Linked DNA regions of Homo sapiens: region 1 is linked to region 2. Evidence: read pairs that join two places in POLR2A ChIA-PET (ENCODE). Cell type or tissue: Caco-2. All regions are shown on one strand. Each heading gives the region's core, and the rest is flanking DNA. Links, peaks and the distances in the headings are about the cores only. Region 1 overlaps CMYA5 (cardiomyopathy associated 5). Region 2 overlaps TENT2 (terminal nucleotidyltransferase 2).

Region 1 (5,385 bases), core at 60-5,059, 130 kb after region 2:
ATTCAGGAGCAGGTTGTTCAGTTTCCATGTAGTTGAGCGGCTTTGAGTGAGATTCTTAATCCTGAGTTCTAGTTTGATTGCACTGTGGTCTGAGAGATAGTTTGTTATAATTTCTGTTCTTTTACATTTGCTGAGGAGAGCTTTACTTCCAACTATGTGGTCAATTTTGGAATAGGTGTGGTGTGGTGCTGAAAAAAATGTATATTCTGTTGATTTGGGGTGGAGAGTTCTGTAGATGTCTATTAGGTCTGCTTGGTGCAGAGCTGAGTTCAATTCCTGGGTATTCTTGTTGACTTTCTGTCTCGTTGATCTGTCTAATGTTGACAGTGGGGTGTTAAAGTCTTCCATTATTAATGTGTGGGAGTCTAAGTCTCTTTGTAGGTCACTCAGGACTTGCTTTATGAATCTGGGTGCTCCTGTATTGGGTGCATAAATATTTAGGATAGTTAGCTCCTCTTGTTGAATTGATCCCTTTACCATTATGTAATGGCCTTCTTTGTCTCTTTTGATCTTTGTTGGTTTAAAGTCTGTTTTATCAGAGACTAGGATTGCAACCCCTGCCTTTTTTTGTTTTCCATTGGCTTGGTAGATCTTCCTCCATCCTTTTATTTTGAGCCTATGTGTGTCTCTGCACGTGAGATGGGTTTCCTGAATACAGCACACTGATGGATCTTGACTCTTTATCCAACTTGCCAGTCTGTGTCTTTTAATTGCAGAATTTAGTCCATTTATATTTAAAGTTAATATTGTTATGTGTGAATTTGATCCTGTCATTATGATGTTAGCTGGTGATTTTGCTCATTAGTTGATGCAGTTTCTTCCTAGTCTCGATGGTCTTTACATTTTGGCATGATTTTGCAGCGGCTGGTACCGGTTGTTCCTTTCCATGTTTAGCGCTTCCTTCAGGAGCTCTTTTAGGGCAGGCCTGGTGATGACAAAATCTCTCAGCATTTGCTTGTCTATAAAGTATTTTATTTCTCCTTCACTTATGAAGCTTAGTTTGGCTGGATATGAAATTCTGGGTTGAAAATTCTTTTCTTTAAGAATGTTGAATATTGGCCCCCACTCTCTCCTGGCTTGTAGGGTTTCTGCCGAGAGATCCGCTGTTAGTCTGATGGGCTTTCCTTTGAGGGTAACCCGACCTTTCTCTCTGGCTGCCCTTAACATTTTTTCCTTCATTTCAACTTTGGTGAATCTGACAATTATGTGTCTTGGAGTTGCTCTTCTCGAGGAGTATCTTTGTGGCGTTCTCTGTATTTCCTGAATCTGAATGTTGGCCTGCCTTGCTAGATTGGGGAAGTTCTCCTGGATAATATCCTGCAGAGTGTTTTCCAACTTGGTTCCATTCTCCACATCACTTTCAGGTACACCAATCAGACGTAGATTTGGTCTTTTCACATAGTCCCATATTTCTTGGAGGCTTTGCTCATTTCTTTTTATTCTTTTTTCTCTAAACTTCCCTTCTCGCTTCATTTCATTCATTTCATCTTCCATTGCTGATACCCTTTCTTCCAGTTGATCGCATCGGCTCCTGAGGCTTCTGCATTCTTCACGTAGTTCTCGAGCCTTGGTTTTCAGCTCCATCAGCTCCTTTAAGCACTTCTCTGTATTGGTTATTCTAGTTATACATTCTTCTAAATTTTTTTCAAAGTTTTCAACTTCTTTGCCTTTGGTTTGAATGTCCTCCCGTAGCTCAGAGTAATTTGATCGTCTGAAGCCTTCTTCTCTCAGCTCGTCAAAATCATTCTCCATCCAGCTTTGTTCCGTTGCTGGTGAGGAACTGCGTTCCTTTGGAGGAGGAGAGGCGCTCTGCATTTTAGAGTTTCCAGTTTTTCTGTTCTGTTTTTTCCCCATCTTTGTGGTTTTATCTACTTTTGGTCTTTGATGATGGTGATGTACAGATGGGTTTTCGGTGTAGATGTCCTTTCTGGTTGTTAGTTTTCCTTCTAACAGACAGGACCCTCAGCTGCAGGTCTGTTGGAATACCCTGCCGTGTGAGGTGTCAGTGTGCCCCTGCTGGGGGGTGCCTCCCAGTTAGGCTGCTCGGGGGTCAGGGGTCAGGGACCCACTTGAGGAGGCAGTCTGCCCGTTCTCAGATCTCCAGCTGCGTGCTGGGAGAACCACTGCTCTCTTCAAAGCTGTCAGACAGGGACACTTAAGTCTGCAGAGGTTACTGCTGTCTTTTTGTTTGTCTGTGCCCTGCCCCCAGAGGTGGAGCCTACAGAGGCAGGCAGGCCTCCTTGAGCTGTGGTGGGCTCCACCCAGTTCGAGCTTCCCGGCTGCTTTGTTTACCTAAGCAAGCCTGGGCAATGGCGGGAGCCCCTCCCCCAGCCTCGCTGCCGCCTTGCAGTTTGATCTCAGACTGCTGTGCTAGCAATCAGCGAGATTCCGTGGGCGTAGGACCCTCTGAGCCAGGTGTGGGATATAGTCTCGTGGTGCGCCGTTTCTTAAGCCGGTCTGAAAAGCGCAATATTCGGGTGGGAGTGACCCGATTTTCCAGGTGCGTCCGTCACCCCTTTCTTTGACTCGGAAAGGGAACTCCCTGACCCCTTGCGCTTCCCAGGTGAGGCAATGCCTCGCCCTGCTTCGGCTCGCTCACGGTGCGCGCACACACTGGCCTGCGCCCACTGTCTGGCACTCCCTAGTGAGATGAACCCGGTACCTCAGATGGAAATGCAGAAATCACCCGTCTTCTGCGTCGCTCACGCTGGGAGCTGTAGACCGGAGCTGTTCCTATTCGGCCATCTTGGCTCCCAGTAATTTCATTTTTAAAAACTAGGTATTTTATCATCTGGAATTTATCTCAGTAGATTGTGTGAAGTAGGAAATCCTACTTTTTTTTTTTTTTTAGTATGGCTATCTAGCTGTCCCATCAGGAAAACCCATCATTTTCCCTTCTGATCTGAAATACTTCCATTATTATACACTCAAGAGACTATATGTTTGGGTCTATTCCTGACCTTTATAATCTGTCTATTGATCCATCTATTTATGCCCCAGGACCATACTGGTTTTATTATTGTAGCTTTATAATTTAGAATTCCTGGTAGATTAGGTTGCCGCTTCCTGACTTTTTTTTTCTATTTGCTAGTTTGTATTTGATATGATCTTTAGAATCAGGATGCGTAGCCTCCTCCATCAGCCTGCTCCTGACTATTTGTTATTTTTAGAGATCATGTTAAATTTATAGATTAACTTAGGGAGAATTGAAATTTTTATGATGTTGCATTTTCCTATCCAAGAACTGATGTGCCTTTCCCTTCACTCAAGTCTTTTTTTGTTTCCCTCAGTAGCATCTTAAAAAATGTTCTTTATATAGATCTTATATCTTTATATATTTTTATGTCTGTCACTATTCTAAATAAGATTTTTCATTTTATCTCCTATCTAGTTGTTATTTGTATATAAAGGCTTTTGATTTCTTGTATCAGTTTTATATCTAGCCATCTTACTGAATTCTCTTATTATGTAAGAGTTTTTCAACTGATTTTCTTGGGTTCTCTAGATAAATGGTCCCATCATCTGCAAATGGTAGTAATTTTACCTCCTCCCTCCCAGTGTTTTTAACCTCATGTTTCTCTCTGACTTAATGGGAATGCTTTTAATATCCCCCTTAACCATTATGACCCCAATTATTTTTTACTTCGTAAAAATCCTTTTCAATTCCTACCAAAAATGATTCTGACCCCATTGTGCACCTTAGTCATGGCAAACTTTCCAGTTGCTCCTTGCCAAAACTCAAGAATAAAAGGGCCCAAGCTAGAGAGGCTGTCCTCACAAGCATCAGCTGCTGGGGGCTTCCACTCATTTTCCTCTGAAACAACAGAGAAAGAGACCATCTCTCATTCGCAGAGCAGCCCAAGGCCTTCTGAGGAGACAGTGAGTCTCCTCTAAGTCATTTCTCTCTGCTTTGTAGCAGTGGAGCTACCAAGGGTGAGATGAGCAGGTTGAGAGGCCTCTGAAGCCTGCTGGGCACAATGCTCTGTGATAAGTTTCAGCTCCACTGGAGCTTATCATCCACCAGCAATCGACTTCATGGCTGCTGCTCAGAGGCTCTAGGTGCTGCGCTGCTCACTGCCCTCACGTCTCTGGGACTTCCACACATAAAGCCATCTCTTTCCATTGCACTATGGCACTTGTAGGGAGGATCCCACACTTAGGGCCCAAAATGAGACCATTTGAGTCAAATTTCTAATTGTCTTTCAAATTTTATTATTGGCTGTAGACTTCCAATCATAGTCACATCAGTCGTGTTATTTACTGGTATAAAATCCCTAAGCACCAACTAAGTACCAACAATCGTGGCCTCATTTGCTGTCTGATCACTCACCTTAGTTTGGGTATTCTGTGAACTTGAATTCTACTGCAAACTATGCAATGCTTGTTATAAGTCATATGGACTTAGTTACAATTAGGACAAATTTTTGTTTCTAAAATTAAAAAAATCATAATCTCTGGAAGAGTGCTACTCTTTAGATCTCAAATTCCAGAATTTTTGAAGTTTTTGTTAGGCTAAAAAGCAGGGACAGCTGACATGAAGACTTTGGTGACATCTGAGTGGAGTCAGAATAAGTAGACAAGGAAACGAACCATTTGTTCTAACCTTTTTTGCTTTGTTCTTGGTGCTTGAGCATAAGGTGGCAACTTGTATACAATAAAACACCACCACATTTCGTATTACTTTTGTTTGCGTGCCTGCTGCTTTTATTTCACAGATTCAATGAGGACATTGTGCACATTTGTCAAATCTGCCTGACCTGTTTCATGCACTGAAAGCAGGACGGATCCCATATTTTGACTTCAGTACCATGTAAACCTTTATTCTTTAAATGAGCAATGAGACAGAGCATGCAGTTGACTATATATGTGGAATTTTCTCCTTGACAGACTTCATCATCTTAAGGGCAAACACTTACCTACAAAACAGTATCCTTGCTGTTTAACAACTGTGTTGTTATAAAATGAAGCCAGTGTGTTGTCTTTGTCTCTAAAGCTAAAATTTCCCCACCAATCCTTGTCACTTTTCCCCTTCCCACCCCCGCCTCCTCAACAAGCCCTCAGAATAACAGGCAGAGACAGGGCCTGGGCACATGATAAGTGATCAATACATATTTATTTAGGGAGCAAATGAAGTCTGAAATTCAGTTCAGGCTGACTATGCTTAGTGAGACAATAATTTTGTTACTAATTATAATTAATGTTCATTTAAAACATTTCTTCAGTCATCAATTCCAATAAGATAAGCAATACATCTACCCCAGAATAATATTCTAGATATTAGTCAGAAATTACATTCTCAATCATAGGACATGGTTTTTCATTAATTAACTGAAGCCTAATTAGTTGTCAGTGGACGTGGGACTCAGTGTCATTGATCCAGTCTGA
Region 2 (5,385 bases), core at 317-5,316:
GAGATGATTTGATGCCCTTATAGCTGTGTTTCTGTACTGAGGATACTGGGAACTGGGAAAAGAAGAAGGCACCTTTCCTTATGCTATAGATCAAAAATGGTTAGGGTTGGGGATTACAATTTTGTTAACCTAATTCCTGGTAGACTGGGCTTCTTTGGATAGGGATTGGAGGATGATACCCAAATTGAGAATTTCTTTATAGTGAGTCACTTTTACTAGTATAGGAGGATAGATAGAAGTGGTTGGGACAAAAACAAAGATTGTCTTACCAATGCCTTAAAAAAGAGCAGTTCAGAGGTGAGATTGGTTGTCAGGAATTCTCTATTTTGTTTCAGAATTATTATGTTTAAAATAATACTTAAAACGTAGTGATATTAAAAGTTATTTTACATTTTAAAATTCATTTTGAATAAGTTGTGTATACATTTCATAGAAAATCCTGAGAATATACTAAAGTGGACAGAAAAAAAATACATTTCCCATGAATTTTCACACCCAAAAATTGTTATTGTTAATATTTGTTTTATTTTTTCTGGCTTTTGTTTTTTTTGCAAAGGTTTCAAGATGTTTAGCCAAATATAAATACATAAATGTCAAGTTCAGGTCTTTTAATTCCAAAAGTTGGGGACAAATAAATAACTGTAAAGGGTGGATGTTCTTTTTTCCTCTACAAAAACATGGTCTTCTTAAATAATGTTCTTACATTTTCTTTTACCTGTTCATTACATGATTCTCAGACTTTTAGATTTCAAGGAAAGTAATATCCAAAAAAAAAAGAACCAAACTGGAGTTTTTATTTTGCTATGTTAAGTATTAGAACCAAAAAACTGCTACCAATTACTACCATCACTTCATAAAAGATGGTGCATAAAATACCAAAAAAGCAATGATATAATCTCAGAATAATGGACAGACCATCACAAAACAGTCTGATTGTTACACCCTTTCCACTTTTGGCACACACACACACATTTTGATTTTTTTTGTTTATGACAGCTTAGTAACCTTTCCTCTATGGTGGAGAATTTGGGGAGCATTTTTTCATATTTATCTTAATTGAAGTAGTCTTAGAGCTAGCTAGTTCTCAAGAAAATCTTGATTCTACCTTTAGACACATCTTCATCCCATCTTTGTCTGGAGATAGGGTGCCATTATTTGACTAAAGTGTTTATGTTAATGTTCTTAATTTCATAGTGTGTCAACCTTGTCCGTTCTTGGTAATCAAAGTTTTATGGTATACTCCTAGGGTGAAATTGGCATTCTACATTCTTGACAGAATATAATCTTATACTCTGTCCTGTTACTTACAGAATTTCACTTGAACATGTATTACAGATGTAGGGATTAATATTCTTAAATTGGCAGTTTTTAATAATGACAAAATGGAATACACAATCATGCTGAGAGTGTTGATTTGGTACAACTCTTTTAGAAAGCAGTGTTGTATATTTGTGTTCATGTCCTTTGACTCAGTTATTTCATTTCTAGAAATTTATCCTAACGTAATAATGAGTGGTACATATATGGATGTACATGTAAAGCTATTTTTTTATGGTGTTACGTAAATAATAGAAGATTAGAAGTACTCTTAAATTTTCTAGAATAGGGGAATGGTTAAATTAATTACGATATACCCTAATATGAGATCTACATAGCCACCAACAATCATGTTTTTAATATATTTAATGATACAAGAAAATGTTCATGATATATTCTCATACATCATAATACCAATTTTATTTAAAGATAATAACTGTGTATATATATTTGTATATATACAAATACTGAAAAGGTAGGTGCCAAAATTGTATCAGGGTTATTTGTGGACAGTTTAGCAAAGTTCTCTGTACTTCACTATACTTGCAGATGTTTTATAATATATGAGAGTATATTTTCCTTTGGATGCTGGTCTCAAATGATTTTTTTGACTTATCGAGAGAGACAAAATAGTTTAAATGGGCCATCATTTTATGAATCAGTCATTAGAGAGGTTTGATAATCTTCTTTAATGTTAAAGTAGTTCAGGCTAATCTTAATACATGTATTTTTATTGCTGACCAGTCTTGAATATATACTGGTTTGATGATTGATTTGCCCCTCTAAAAAAATTTGAAACATATGACATTGGCTGTTTTAGATAATACTTTGTGTCATTAATCATTTTTGTCCAATTTTACAAAATATATGTCAATCTTGAACATATATTACTTTATAATATATGTTACTTTATAATATATGTTCAGGTGAACTCTTAACATATTTTTTTCAGTGAACTCTGTTCTCTTGTGGGTTACAGTTTACTTTCATTAAAAATGGAATAGGATTTCTTATATATATAAAATATAAAAAATATGTGGCACCACCATTCCCTATTTATATTTTAGTTGTGATTTAAAAATGAGATTTGACTAAAGCATTTAGCATACATGATCATCCATAATATGTGCCCTACTCCTTAATTCTTACTGGTTACCTTAGAAATTTTAAGTTTGACTGACTTCTTTAGAAAAATGTACGTAAATCACAGATGCCCCAATGTGGTATTGAAAGCAAATTAAAAATTTTAAATTAGGGCCAGGCACAGTGGCTCATGCCTGTAATCCCAAGTGCTTTGGGAGGCAGAGGTGGGAGGATTGCTTGAGGCCAGGAGTTTGAGACCAGCCTGAGCAATATAGTGAGACTCCTCCATCTACAAAAATAAAAAATGAAAAAAATTAGTTGGGCATGGTGGCACATATCGTTAGTCCTAGCTACTCAGGAGGCTAAGGTGGGAGGATTGTTTGAGCCCAGGAGTTTGAGGTTGCAGTAAGCTATGATTATGCCACTGCATTTCAGCCTGACCAGCAGAGTGACTGTGTCTTAACAAAACAAAAAAATTAAACATTGCTATTTTGCCAGTCTGATCAAATCATATTAAAATTTAGTTTAGACTTTGCCAAACATTTTATTTTTGACAGAGTAGTCCCATTTACTGAAGTGGTTTATAATTAATGGCACTGCATTCAGCCATTCCTAGGTCTTTCTTGAAGGACATTAGCTACCCAGAGCTAATGTGTATCTCTATACTGGCAAATTTAAGCTACTCCTCCCTAGAAGAAATGAGATGATTAAAATAGTTGCTTTTCTTGGCAGTATCACATTACTGTGAGGGAAAAGGGCAAACAAGAGTCTGCAAGGTGTATTGAGTAGTTACAGCTCTGCCACAAAAAACTAGTTTTTGTGACTTTGGTGAAGTTATTGTACCTCACTGGCCTTAATCTCACCTGTAACACAAACAGTTGGATTAAATGACCTTTACGTTTTGTTTAACTTCTTAAATGCTTTAATATCTTTTCTGCCATAAGCAGAGAAAGGAAATAGGTCCTCTGTATGTAGAAAAGGTTAAAAAGATTAACACATTTCCTAGAATAAATTCCAGTAGTCAATAATTGACTACAGATACTTGAAAGATGACTCATCAAAGCATGAGGGGGAATTGAGAAAGGATTTTAATTATAATTTAAGAGTTAATGAAAAAGGAGGCCGGGCACGGTGGCTCACGCCTGTAATCCCAGCAGTTTGGGAGGCTGAGGCGGGTGGATCACTTGAGGTCAGGAATTCGAGACTAGCCTGACCAACATGGTGAAACCCCGTCTCTACTAAAAATACAAAATTAGCTGGGCGTGGTAGTGCACGGCTGTAATCCCAGCTACTTGGGAGGCTGAGGCAGTAGAATCACTTGAAACCAGGAGGCGGAGGTTGCAGTGAGCCTAGATTGTGCCATTGCACTCCAGCCTGGGCAACAAGAGCGAAACTCTGTCTCAAAAAAAAAAAGTAATGAAAAAGGTAAGATCATCAATTGGCTAGAAATAATAACATTAATGAATATTCATGGAATGTTTACCATATTCCTAGGCATACAGAGCTTTCTGGTAGACATTTTAAAATTGTCTTTGCAGAGCCTGGCCAACGTGGCGAAACCCTGTCTCTACTAAAATACAAAAAACTAGCTGGATGTGGTGGTGCACACTTGTCATCCCAGCTAGTGGGGTGGCTGAGGCATGAGAATCACTTGAATTCGGGAGGTGGAGGCTGCAGTGAGCCCAAATCGTGCCACTGTACTCCAGCCTGGGTGACAGAGCGAGACCCTGTCTCAAAAAAAAAAATTAATAAATAAGTAAATAAAGTTGTTCTTGCGCTTTCAAAATTAATGATTCTTAGTGTGATTGAAGACCTGCTATTTAAAATTTAAATTTTTGGTACATCTATATGGAAAGTTTATGGGTATAAATTTGTGGGGTCTCTACCAGCAAGCTGTTATGGAAACTATGGGCAAAGTAAAATTTTGTAGATTAGCTGTATTCAAGGCATTACCTATTAATCATGTATTCTGATAATGAGCTTTTGTTTTGTTTTTACTTTGCCTTTGAGAGAGAAATTTAAAAGACTGAACCTGTAGTCCAGAATTCTGAAGTTAAAATAGTTGTTATAGTCAGATTTTTCCAGAATTTACATTGCTTGAAGTAAGATAAACATTTTAAAAACTACTAAACTCATTGAGACTAATATCAGGATATTGTTAATAAATAACTTCTGCAGTACACTAATTGCTTCTCTGATGACTAGTGTTTATAAATCTTTTAAAGTTGTAACATAAAGAATTTACTTAATGATAACCCTGCCTCCAAAAATTTCCAAATTACTGAGTTCTAAAAGCTTTTTTGTCCATTGAAAGATCCTCAACCAGTGGCTAGTATTTGTTTTTGTCTCCTAGCATTCTAGTTATGGTACCAGAATGAGATAAAGGTTTTTTATTCTAATTCTCTATAATCTTCTCTTCATCCTTTGTTTTATTATATTTTTAGTATACTAGAGTATTGAATGGGAAAGGTATTCAAGTTTTTAAGTAAGCTAATTTATTGTAAGATTTTCCAATTTGACTTCTGTATTATAACCAAAATTACTAGAAAGCTATTAAAAAGTCTTATACAAATAGAGAGACATTTAGAATTAAAGTGAGTGGGGTTTGAGTTTACTTGGCAGGTCTTCTAGAATGTTGAGTATTTGAATGCCTCTTAGGGGAAAGGAATATATATATCCTTACTTTCTAAGAGTGATTCTGGTAAGTAATGATTGAGTTTTTTTTTTTTTTACTAATATTCTCAGTCATGTACTGAGAACATGCACACATACCATGGAATTTTATTTTATGCCAGTTTTCAACATGGGGATGAAATGTGATACATAAAGGAAATTTAAATAAAGCATCCTACTTTGTACTGCGTGGTAAAAATTTATACCCTTTTAATTATAGTTGGAGACCGTGTAAGTTGGTCATAATGGTTCATTACATTTACATTAATAGATTTCAGAAGTCATTTTTTAAAGTTTTTGCTAAATCATACA

Evidence for each region. ChIA-PET counts read pairs that join two places held together with the same protein. Peaks named below come from ENCODE experiments on the same cell type or tissue, not always from the same donor. Only the 100,000 strongest peaks of a DNase experiment are listed, where the experiment ranks them.
Region 1: POLR2A ChIA-PET joins it to region 2 with 9 read pairs; 3 of 35 experiments call an interaction of 5 or more read pairs at or near these places.

Annotation. Positions count from the first base shown.
Region 1 is chr5:79,782,185-79,787,569 of GRCh38, forward strand. All of the region lies in intron 9 of CMYA5 (cardiomyopathy associated 5), which reads left to right. Among named protein-coding and RNA genes, the nearest start is that of CMYA5, 95 kb to the left of the region's middle. In Caco-2, for the core only: no CTCF peak of the experiment used is centred there; a DNase peak (open chromatin) is centred at 2,617; H3K4me3 peaks cover 692 bases.
Region 2 is chr5:79,650,630-79,656,014 of GRCh38, forward strand. All of the region lies in intron 10 of TENT2 (terminal nucleotidyltransferase 2), which reads left to right. Among named protein-coding and RNA genes, the nearest start is that of CMYA5, 37 kb to the right of the region's middle. In Caco-2, for the core only: no CTCF peak of the experiment used is centred there; no DNase peak of the experiment used is centred there.